Regions from separate parts of the Homo sapiens genome. Here region 2 is linked to region 1. Evidence: chromatin contacts called from ENCODE Hi-C or POLR2A ChIA-PET data. All regions are on one chromosome and are shown on one strand. The core of a region is the stretch at or near the end of the contact, and the rest is flanking DNA. Distances in the headings are between cores, read along the strand shown. Region 1 overlaps PCMT1 (protein-L-isoaspartate (D-aspartate) O-methyltransferase). Region 2 has its middle 3.7 kb from the start of RAET1G.

Region 1 (4,447 bases), core at 1,933-4,432:
GTTGGCCAGGCTGGTCTCAAACTCCTGACTTTGTGATCTGCCCACCTCGGCCTCCCAAAGTGCTGGGATTACAAGCATTAGCCACTGCACCTGGCCCAATTTTTTTCTTTTTTTTAATAGTGTTATGGATTGCATGAAATTACTTGTGGAGTGTATGTGTTTTAGTAGCCAGCTACAGAAGTTTAACATTAACTTCTAATGTTACCTGCATTTTAGGTTTTGTATAACATTGTAGTTTGTTAGAGATGTAAAGGAATCCAAGGAACATATCCTTTGAGAAATAACATCTAAATACTATGTATCAATTAAAAGTTATTAAGGTATAGTGAAAGATCCATTTTATTTTTTTTCCCCATTGATTGGCAGAGGAAGGTACATATTTTAAAATAATCTCTGGTACTTAGAGAATATGCTTTACCGTAACTTGCCATCACATAAAATTCTTCCTTAATTATATTGTGAATTTTTTTTTTCTTTTTTGAGACGGAGTTTTGCTCTTGTTGCCCAGGCTAGAGTGCAATGGCGCGATCTCGGCTCACGACAACCTCCACCTTGTGGGTTCAAGTGATTCTCCTACCTCAGCCTCCCGAATAGCTGGGATTACAGGCACATGCCACCATGCCCAGCTAGTTTTTGTATTTTTAGTAGAGACAGGGTTTCACCAAGTTGGCCAGGATGGTCTCAATCTCTTGACCTCGTGATCTGCCCGGCTCGGCCTCCCAAAGTGCTGGGATTACAGGCGTGAGCCACCGCGCCCGGCCATGTTGTGAATTTAAAACTAATTCCTTTCACATTTTTTCAGTACAGAAAGTACCTGGGAGTGTCTCAGCCTCTACTTAGCATCTATCATGCCTAATCATTCTGAATGGGAAGAAAAAGGTGAAAGTTTTGTTAATTTCTTATTGTTTTTCCAGACATGTTGATAGCAGAGAAGAAATGTGGGGTAGATGGTTAACAGCTATCCAAGTCTTATAAACTAATATAATAAGGTAATATTTCTTTTATTTAGATGTAACCTTGTAACAAGCTTAGAAAGTTTCTATATGACTTGAAATCTATCTGCAGCTTATTTTCTTTCTTTCTTTCTTTCTTTTTTTTGAGATGGAGTTTTGTTCTTGTTGCCCGGGCTGGAGTGCAATGGCGGGATCTCAGCTCACTGCAACCTCCGCCTCCCTTGTTCAAGTGATTCTCCTGCTTCAGCCTCCCAAGTAGCAGAGATTACGGGCACCTGCCACCACATCTGGCTAATTTTTGTATTTTTAGTAGAGACGGGGTTTCACCATATTGGCCAGGCTGGTCTCAAACTCCTGACCTCAGGTGATCCACCCACCTCGGCCTCCCAAAGTGCTGGGATTACAGGCGTGAGCCACTGCGCCCGGCCTATTTTCTTACCTGTATTTTCAGTGCTTATACCAACACAGGCCCTCTTTATTTTTTTATTTCTGCCAGAGTTTTCAGCATTTTAGATCATATATCTTAGAATAATCACTGATTCTTTCAGACTGTCATCAGATTAACTCAGCAGTTCTTACAAATGCCTTTCATAGCCATCCCTTTCACCATATTTTCATTGATACCATCCCAGCCCAGGTTCGTAGTTGAAACTTACGAGTAACATACCTGGTGTCTGATTGGTTGTCATACTTTTCATTTTCCCTCCTTTCAGATCCAATCCATTCTACACATTATACTGATTTTTTCCTAGTGTACTGATTTCTGTTATGTCACTTTGCTGCTTAGGCTTCTTAATGCTTACTGTATCAGGTGTAAACACCTTTTGCTTACCTTTCCAGGCCTTTTTAGAGTCTTATATAGCTTACTCCCATGCTCCAACTCCAATCCTGTTCTGCAGGCTGGTCTTATTTGCCTCTTCATATGCCTTGTGCATGAGGGTACATTGTTCAGTTGCTATAAAAAAAGACCAAACCACAATACCTTAAACAAAATAAGTTTCTCTCTCCCATAGCAGTCCAAACAGTTCAAGACTAATATGGTGGTTCCATGGTGCTGAAGACCTAGACTCCTCTCTTGTTGCTCTGCTCTTTCCCTCATCTACAAGGTTAAAGATAGTTTACCTTCACCATTTCCCTCTTCCAGCCAATGGGGAGGTAAGCAGGAGAAAAAGGAAAACACCCATTCCTTTTAAGAGCATGATCTGGGCCAGGTGTAGTGGCTCATGCCTGTAATCCCAGCACTTTGGGAGGTCGAGGTGGGCGGATCACGAGGTCAGGAGATCGAGACCATCTTGGCTAACACTGTGAAACCCTGTCTCTACTAAAAATACAAAAAATAGCTGGGCATGGTGGTGCATGCCTATAGTCCCAGCTACTTGGGAGGCTGAGGCAGGACAATCGCTTGAACCAGGGAGTCGGAGGTTGCAGTGAGCCAAGATCGTACCACTGCACTCCAGCCTGGCACAGAGCAAGACTCCGTCTCAAAAAACAAACAAAACAAAAAGAGCATGTTCTGGAAGTTGTATCCATAATTTCTACGTATGTTCCATTGACAAGAACTTAATTGTAAGAGTTCACATAATCACAGGGAGACTAATTGGGAATGCACCCAAATAATTCTATCACTATATACTGGATTATAGAGGATGCAGGTAAAAAAGTGTGTGTGTGTGTGTGTGTGTGTGTGTATACACACATATATAAAACTGATATAACTATATGAAGGAAGGGGATAGGTTTGTGTTGTGTAAATACTCATCCATCTTGGCAGGAGGTCAGCAGATGATGTCTAAAGTAGATAAAACATGAAATACACACACACACACACATAAAATTTTATCACTATGAAAGTAAAGCAGTCCTTGCTGTATCTTGCTAATTGTAAGGGTGATGTGTGTGTGTGTGTGTGTGTGTACATATATATATACACATACATACTATCTATGATAGGAGAATTGAGAATATTAATTTTTAATCAAGTAATATATGTACATATTTAAAAGATACAGAATAAGATGAGCTTATAATGAAAAACAACATTCTTCGCCATTCCCAGACTCATTGCTTAGAGTGAACCACTTTTAACTGTTTTTGGTTCTTGTGATTATCTTCATATCTCTAAATCATATGCTTAAACTGATGTTTCATGTTTTATCTACTTTAGACATCATCTGCTGACCTCCTGCCAAGATGGATGAGTATTTACACAATACAAACCTATCCCCTTCCTTCATATAGTTATATCATAGTTTTTGGTTCCTCTTTTGTGGTTACCTTTGTAACTTTAAGTAATAGACTTTAACCTCTGTTTCTTGTTCCATAATTTATAAACTGACACTACCTCTTAACCCATCTACTTGGTAAGAAAGGGTATTAGGGAGTTCCCGCTCTCATTTCCTAATTGATTGACAGTTCTTTTACATTGTCAAAGTTGATAACATTTACATTTTGTTTTGAGCAGTAAATAAATCTTCTGCACCTTATTGTTGATTTCAAAAGTTGAAAATCAGTAGCCATCATTAATATTTATGACTGTATCCATACTTTGCTGAACGATGTAGTGTATTGAGTTTATTCCTTGCCCTTTGTTTCCTATATTACAGACCTTTCTGCTATTGAAGACTGTCAAATGTTTTTCCTTTGTTTTTTAATGCTTCATCAGTTGCTTTAAATCTTGCTACATTTTAGTTTTCCTTATATGTAAATCATAACTCTTGTATAGTGTTTTTGTTTTTTTTCCTGGAATTTGATTTATCCTCTGTGCCCGTTTTCACCCACGCTTCAAGTTGGGAAAAGAAACATATTTTTCTTACCATGACCCTAATTTTTTCAAGGTTTTTATTATTTGGCTGATAGCTTGGATTCTATTGTAGTCTCCTTTTTGAATCCTGTTTTCATTTGGATCAGTTGCATATTTGGACCAACATTAGCCATTATTATAATCATTTAATGAGGGTCTTTAGACCCTAGGGCGGCAAGCAGATCGGGTATGGGTGGCTCTCAAGCTGTTCTCTATTTCAGAAAAGCCTAATGGTAATTGCACATTTACCCCTAATTAGCCTGTACATGCAAAGTAAAACATCAAATTACTTTTCTGTTTGTTAGAAATATTTTAGAGTGCTGGTAATCTATGATATATATATATATCTATGATATATATATCTATGATATATATATCTATGATATATATATATCTATGATATATATATCTATGATATATATATCTATGATATATATATCTATGATATATATATATCTATGATATATATATATCTATGATATATATATGATATATATATCTATGATATATATATATCTATGATATATATATATCTATGATATATATATCTATGATATATATATCTATGATATATATATATCTATGATATATATACCTATGATATATATATACCTATGATATATATACCTATGATATATATATCTATGATAATCTATGATATATATGATATATATATCTATGATATATATCTATG
Region 2 (4,685 bases), core at 350-2,849, 160 kb after region 1:
TGGAGCGTATCCGGATCTCCCTGTGTGACAAATGCTCACACATTTCTTTGCTTCTCTACTAGAAGCATGAGGTCTTTGAGACTATACTAGATCTGTGTACAGCTTTTGAGGGAAAAAAGCCCTAGTGGCCTACTGTTGCTCAATTGGAATGTGATCAATTGTGTTTCCCATGGGAGCAGGAGGCAAGGGAGGGGTCTGTGCGTGCGTGGAGCTCACTTTGCAGTACACCCATCTGTGGCCAACCATTGATGCCTGGATCCATGGCTGCACCCACACCTCTGCTCAGTCCCTGGACGGTCCCTGCGGCCATCCTCAAAAGGAAACCCCAATTGTATCCTTGTCTTAATTATCATGAGGGCATCTGGAAGTGGTGGCAGAAGCCAGAGACAGGTGAGGGTCCCAGTGGTTCCTGGCAGCTGTGAAGGGCTTAGCTTAGGGTGAGGACTGGACAGAGCCCCTGGGTCCCATTCTGCCCCCAGCCACTCAGGCAATATCCTCTTTTCCCCTTCTCTCTCAGCCTCTTCTCACCCTAGGGCTGTACCCAAAGCTCTGAATGAGACTGTCCCTGCCCCGCCCCATCCACTCCTGGTCCAGCTCAGCAGTGACCTTGGAACTCCAGGAGCAGCTCAGTACCCCTGTCTCCGAGTCAGCTCTGCTCCAGGCAGGGCCAGAATCTGGAGTGTGCAGGAGGCCGGATGGCAGGGGCATTGCCCCAGGACTGAGCCGTATTCTGAGGGTTCCCAGAGACCTGACCTCCTACTTGTATACAGTCTTTTCAGTCAGCGTCTGCCTTAAAGGCTGTGACCCAGGCACCTTCCCTGGGAATTAACTCCAGCATTGTCCTCTGGGTCGACACAGTCCTTGGCAGCCTCTCCTTCCTGGGGTTACACCCAGTTCCTCTGCTCTTCTCCAGTGGATGGAATCTCCTTCTCCTTGACACACAGCATCTGGAGCCACCAATCTGCTGCCCCACTCAAATGTGAGGACCGCACATGCCTGAGCTCCTGCTGTCTGCACACCACGCACCGTGGGGGTTCCTTATGACCAGAGACACAGTCTGAAACAGACCTGAATTTGCTAAACCCTCTAGAGCTCGACAGGACCTAAGCCTTGATATGGTTCTGTGTGCTCCTCCCAGGGCGCCCGCTGTCCCCGAGCTCCGGGCCTGAGTGCTGGCTGGCGGAGACCCACAGTGGGTGCCCCGCTCCCGGACGATGCCCCTGGGCTTCCAGATCCAGAGCCTCGGGACGAAACTGTTTCAGGAAGACCCGGAAGGACTCGCCGGTCGCGGCAAGGGACAGGCGGTTCCTGAGACAGGAGGAGCCAGGAAATGCGGGGCCTGGTGGGGTGAGGAGCACGGGGTTCCTCCTTCATCCTCGCGGGGACTTTGCCACCGGCTCAGTGTGGAGGCCTCACCGTCCCGCCCGGATCCGTGGGGCTCCGACAGTGTGGCCCCTGCGAGGACCCCCCCCATCCTCCTCGCCCTGGGGCTGCTGCGGGAGGGCGCCCGGGCAGCACTAGGTCCTGAGTGTCCAGGGTCCGGCAGGGGCTTCCCGTTGTCGCCTCCCTGACCCCGCCGCTTGCGGTCCAGGGCTGCTGGTTTCTCCGCTGGTCTGGGAGGCCCTAGCATGGACGTCGTGAGGCGGAGAAAACCTTGGGATGGGTGGAAAAGAAGGATTGGAGGGAGGGCGGCAGAAAGGGAGAGGAAGGAAACAGGGCCGGAGAACAATGAGAAACCCCCACCACGAAAATGGGGAGAGGGGGACACGCGCACAGCCCCCACACTCCACCGACTCTCCGTCTCCTGCTCTCTGCCCAGTAAGGAACACAGGCCCCACCCCCTCCACCCTCACTGTGTTTGGGATCAGCCATTTCAGCGGGGTGAGGCGTCCCCTTGTGGGTGCGATTGGCATTTCCCTGAGGGCTGTGAACACTGAACACCTTTTCCTGGGCTCACTGCGATTTGCATTCTTCTTCTGATGCCAGCGGGCAAGGGGAGGTCCCCAAACGCCGGTGGGACCTCGACTCCAGCCAGTGTCCAGATTCTTGATATTGCCGGGGAAATTAATTCAAGGACCAGTAGGAAATAGAGAAAGGACGGAGATTTATTGTAAAAGGCAAAGTACACAGTCAAGTAAAGGGAGTGCAGGGGAACTCGAGAGAGAAGCAGGTGCAAGTTTGGGGCTGCCACCTTTCTGGGTTTCTTTAACCAAGGAGTGGAATATTCATGAAAATTCCTGGAAGAAGGTAGAGATTTCTCAGAACTGTGGTGCCCCGCATTTTTACACTAAATATAAGTGTTCTCAGAACTGCTCAGGAGCTGGCTGGTGTGTGTTTAGTATGTTAATCAGCATGTAATGAGGTCCTAGGTGAAACCTAGGTCAAATGCAGGGCCTTGTTGGGTCCAGTCATTCTTAGCCAGCTTGGTCCACATGCTGTTTTTCAGCATCTTATCAGCCCAGAGCCTCTGCACATATTTCAACAGATTCCTTTTGCTAGTCACCTGAAACTGCTGCCCAAAATTTTCTATTCTTTTGAGACCACCGTGTAGTATACCTGTCTTACTTTGGAGAAATGTCTATTCAAATTCCTTGCATATATTTAAATTGGGTTATTTCACTTTATAATGTTGAGTTGCAACATTATATATTATATATAATATATAATTGCAATTATATTTTGTTGCAATATTATATATTCAGAATACCAGTCCCTTACCTGATATATGATTTTTATTTTATTTTTTAAAATTTATTTATTTATTTATTTTTTAATTTTTAAATAATTTTTAAAAATTATACTTTAAGTTCTAGGGTACATGTGCACAACGTGCAGGTTTGTTACGTAGGTATACTTGTGCCATGTTCGGTTGCTGCACCCATCAACTCGTCATTTACATTAGGTATTTCTCCTAATGCTATCCCTCCCCCAGCCCCTCACCTCCCAATAGGGCCCAGTGTGTGATGTTCCCCGCCCTGTGTCCATGTGTTCTCATTGTTCAACTCCCACCTATGAGTGAGAACATGTGGTGTTTGGTTTTCTGTCCTTGTGATAGTTTGCTTAGAATGATCGTTTCCAGCTTAATCCATGTCCCTGCAAAGGACATGAACTCATCCTTTTTTATGGCTGCATAGTAGTCTGTGTTGTATATGTGCCACATTTTCTTAATCCAGTCTATCATTGATGGACAACTCTTTGCTATTGTGAATAGTGCCACAATAAACATATATGTGCATGTGTCTTTACAGTAGCATGATTTATAATCCTTTGGGTATATACCCAGTAATGGGATTGCTGGGTCAAATGGTATTTCTAATTCTAGATCCTTGAGGAATCACCACACTGTCTTCCACAATGGTTTAACTAATTTACACTCCCACCAACAGTGTGAAAGCGTTCCTCTTTCTCCACATCCTCTCCAGCATCTGTTGTTTCCTGACTTTTTAATGATTACCATTCTAACTGGTGTGAGATGGTATCTCATTGCGGTTTTCATATGCATTTCTCTGATGGCCAGTGATGATGACCATTTTTTCGTATGTCTGTTGGCGGCATAAATGTCTTCTTTTGAGAAGTGTCTGTTCATATCCTTTGCCCACTTTTTGATGGGGTTGTTTTTTTTTTCTTGTAAATTTGTTTAAGTTCTCTGTAGATTCTGGATGTTAGCCCTTTGTCAGATGGGTAGATTGCAAAGATTTTCTCCTATTCTGTAGGTTGCCTGTTCACTCTGATGATAGTTTCTTTTGCTGTGCAGAAGCTCTTCAGTTTAATCAGATCCCATTTGTGTACTTTGCCTTTTACTGCCATTGCTTTTAGTGTTTTAGTCATGAAGTCTTTGCCCATGCCTATGTCCTGAATGGTATTGCCTAGGTTTTCTTCTAGGGTTTTTATGGTGTTAGGTCTAACATTTAAGTCTTTAATCCATCTTGAGTTAATTTTTGTATAAGGTATAAGGAAGGGATCCAGTTTCAGCTTTCTACCTATGACCAGCCAGTTTTCTCAGCACCATTTATTAAATAGGGAATCCTTTCCCCATTGCTTGTTTTTGTCAGATCAAAGACCAGATGGTTGTAGTTGTGTAGTGTTATTTCTGAGGCCCCTGTTCTGTTCCATTGGTCTATATATCTGTTTTGGTACCAGTACCATGCTGTTTGGTTACTGTAGCCTTGTAGTATAGTTTGAAGTCAGGTAGAGTGATGCCTCCAGCTTTGTTCTTTTGGCTTAGGATTGTCTTGGCTCTGCAGGCTTTCTTTTGGTTCCATATGAAGTTTAAAGTAGTTTTTCCAATTCTGTGAAGAAAGTCAGTGGTAGCTTGATGGGGATAGCATTGAATCTATAAATTACCTTGGGGAGTATGGCCATTTTCACAATTTCCTATCTATGAGTATGGAATGTTCTTCCATTTGTTTGTGTCCTCTTTTATTTAGTTGAGCAGTGGTTCATAGTTCTCCTTGAAGAGGTCCTTCACATCCCTTGTAAGTTGGATTCCTAGGTATTTTATTCTGTTTGTAGCAATTGTGAATGGGAGTTCACTCATGATTTGGCTCTCTGTTTGTCTATTATTGGTGTAAAGGAATGCTTGTGATTTTTGCATGTTTATTTTGTATCCTGAGACTTTGCTGAAGTTGCTTGTCAACTTTCCGCCAACAACCACACAGTCTGCTCCCACACACTCTCTACCACAC

Evidence for each region. Hi-C counts contacts between places; a loop is a spot of excess contacts on that map. ChIA-PET counts read pairs that join two places held with the same protein, here RNA polymerase II (POLR2A). Pooled maps may share reads with other maps.
Region 2: a map of CD8-positive, alpha-beta T cell shows a loop between it and region 1 (2.2-fold over the local background). The contact joins two enhancer-like sites. A Hi-C loop is called at or near these places in 1 of 168 maps with a recorded cell type or tissue (CD8-positive, alpha-beta T cell), 1 of 37 single-sample maps with no recorded cell type and 7 of 50 pooled maps. POLR2A ChIA-PET finds 5 or more read pairs at or near these places in 2 of 52 experiments (AG04449 and H1).

What each region holds. Positions count from the first base shown.
Region 1 is chr6:149,758,414-149,762,860 of GRCh38, forward strand. The region is part of intron 1 of PCMT1 (protein-L-isoaspartate (D-aspartate) O-methyltransferase); the gene reads left to right. Among named protein-coding and RNA genes, the nearest start is that of PCMT1, 11 kb to the left of the region's middle. Within about 2 kb of position 3,183, at least 3 of the 41 ENCODE cell types and tissues checked have a DNase peak (open chromatin) inside an H3K27ac peak, as active enhancers do.
Region 2 is chr6:149,924,477-149,929,161 of GRCh38, forward strand. No RefSeq gene overlaps it. Among named protein-coding and RNA genes, the nearest start is that of RAET1G, 3.7 kb to the left of the region's middle. RefSeq lists enhancers at 841-1,376, 1,377-1,911 and a silencer at 1,842-1,921. Within about 2 kb of position 1,600, at least 5 of the 41 ENCODE cell types and tissues checked have a DNase peak (open chromatin) inside an H3K27ac peak, as active enhancers do.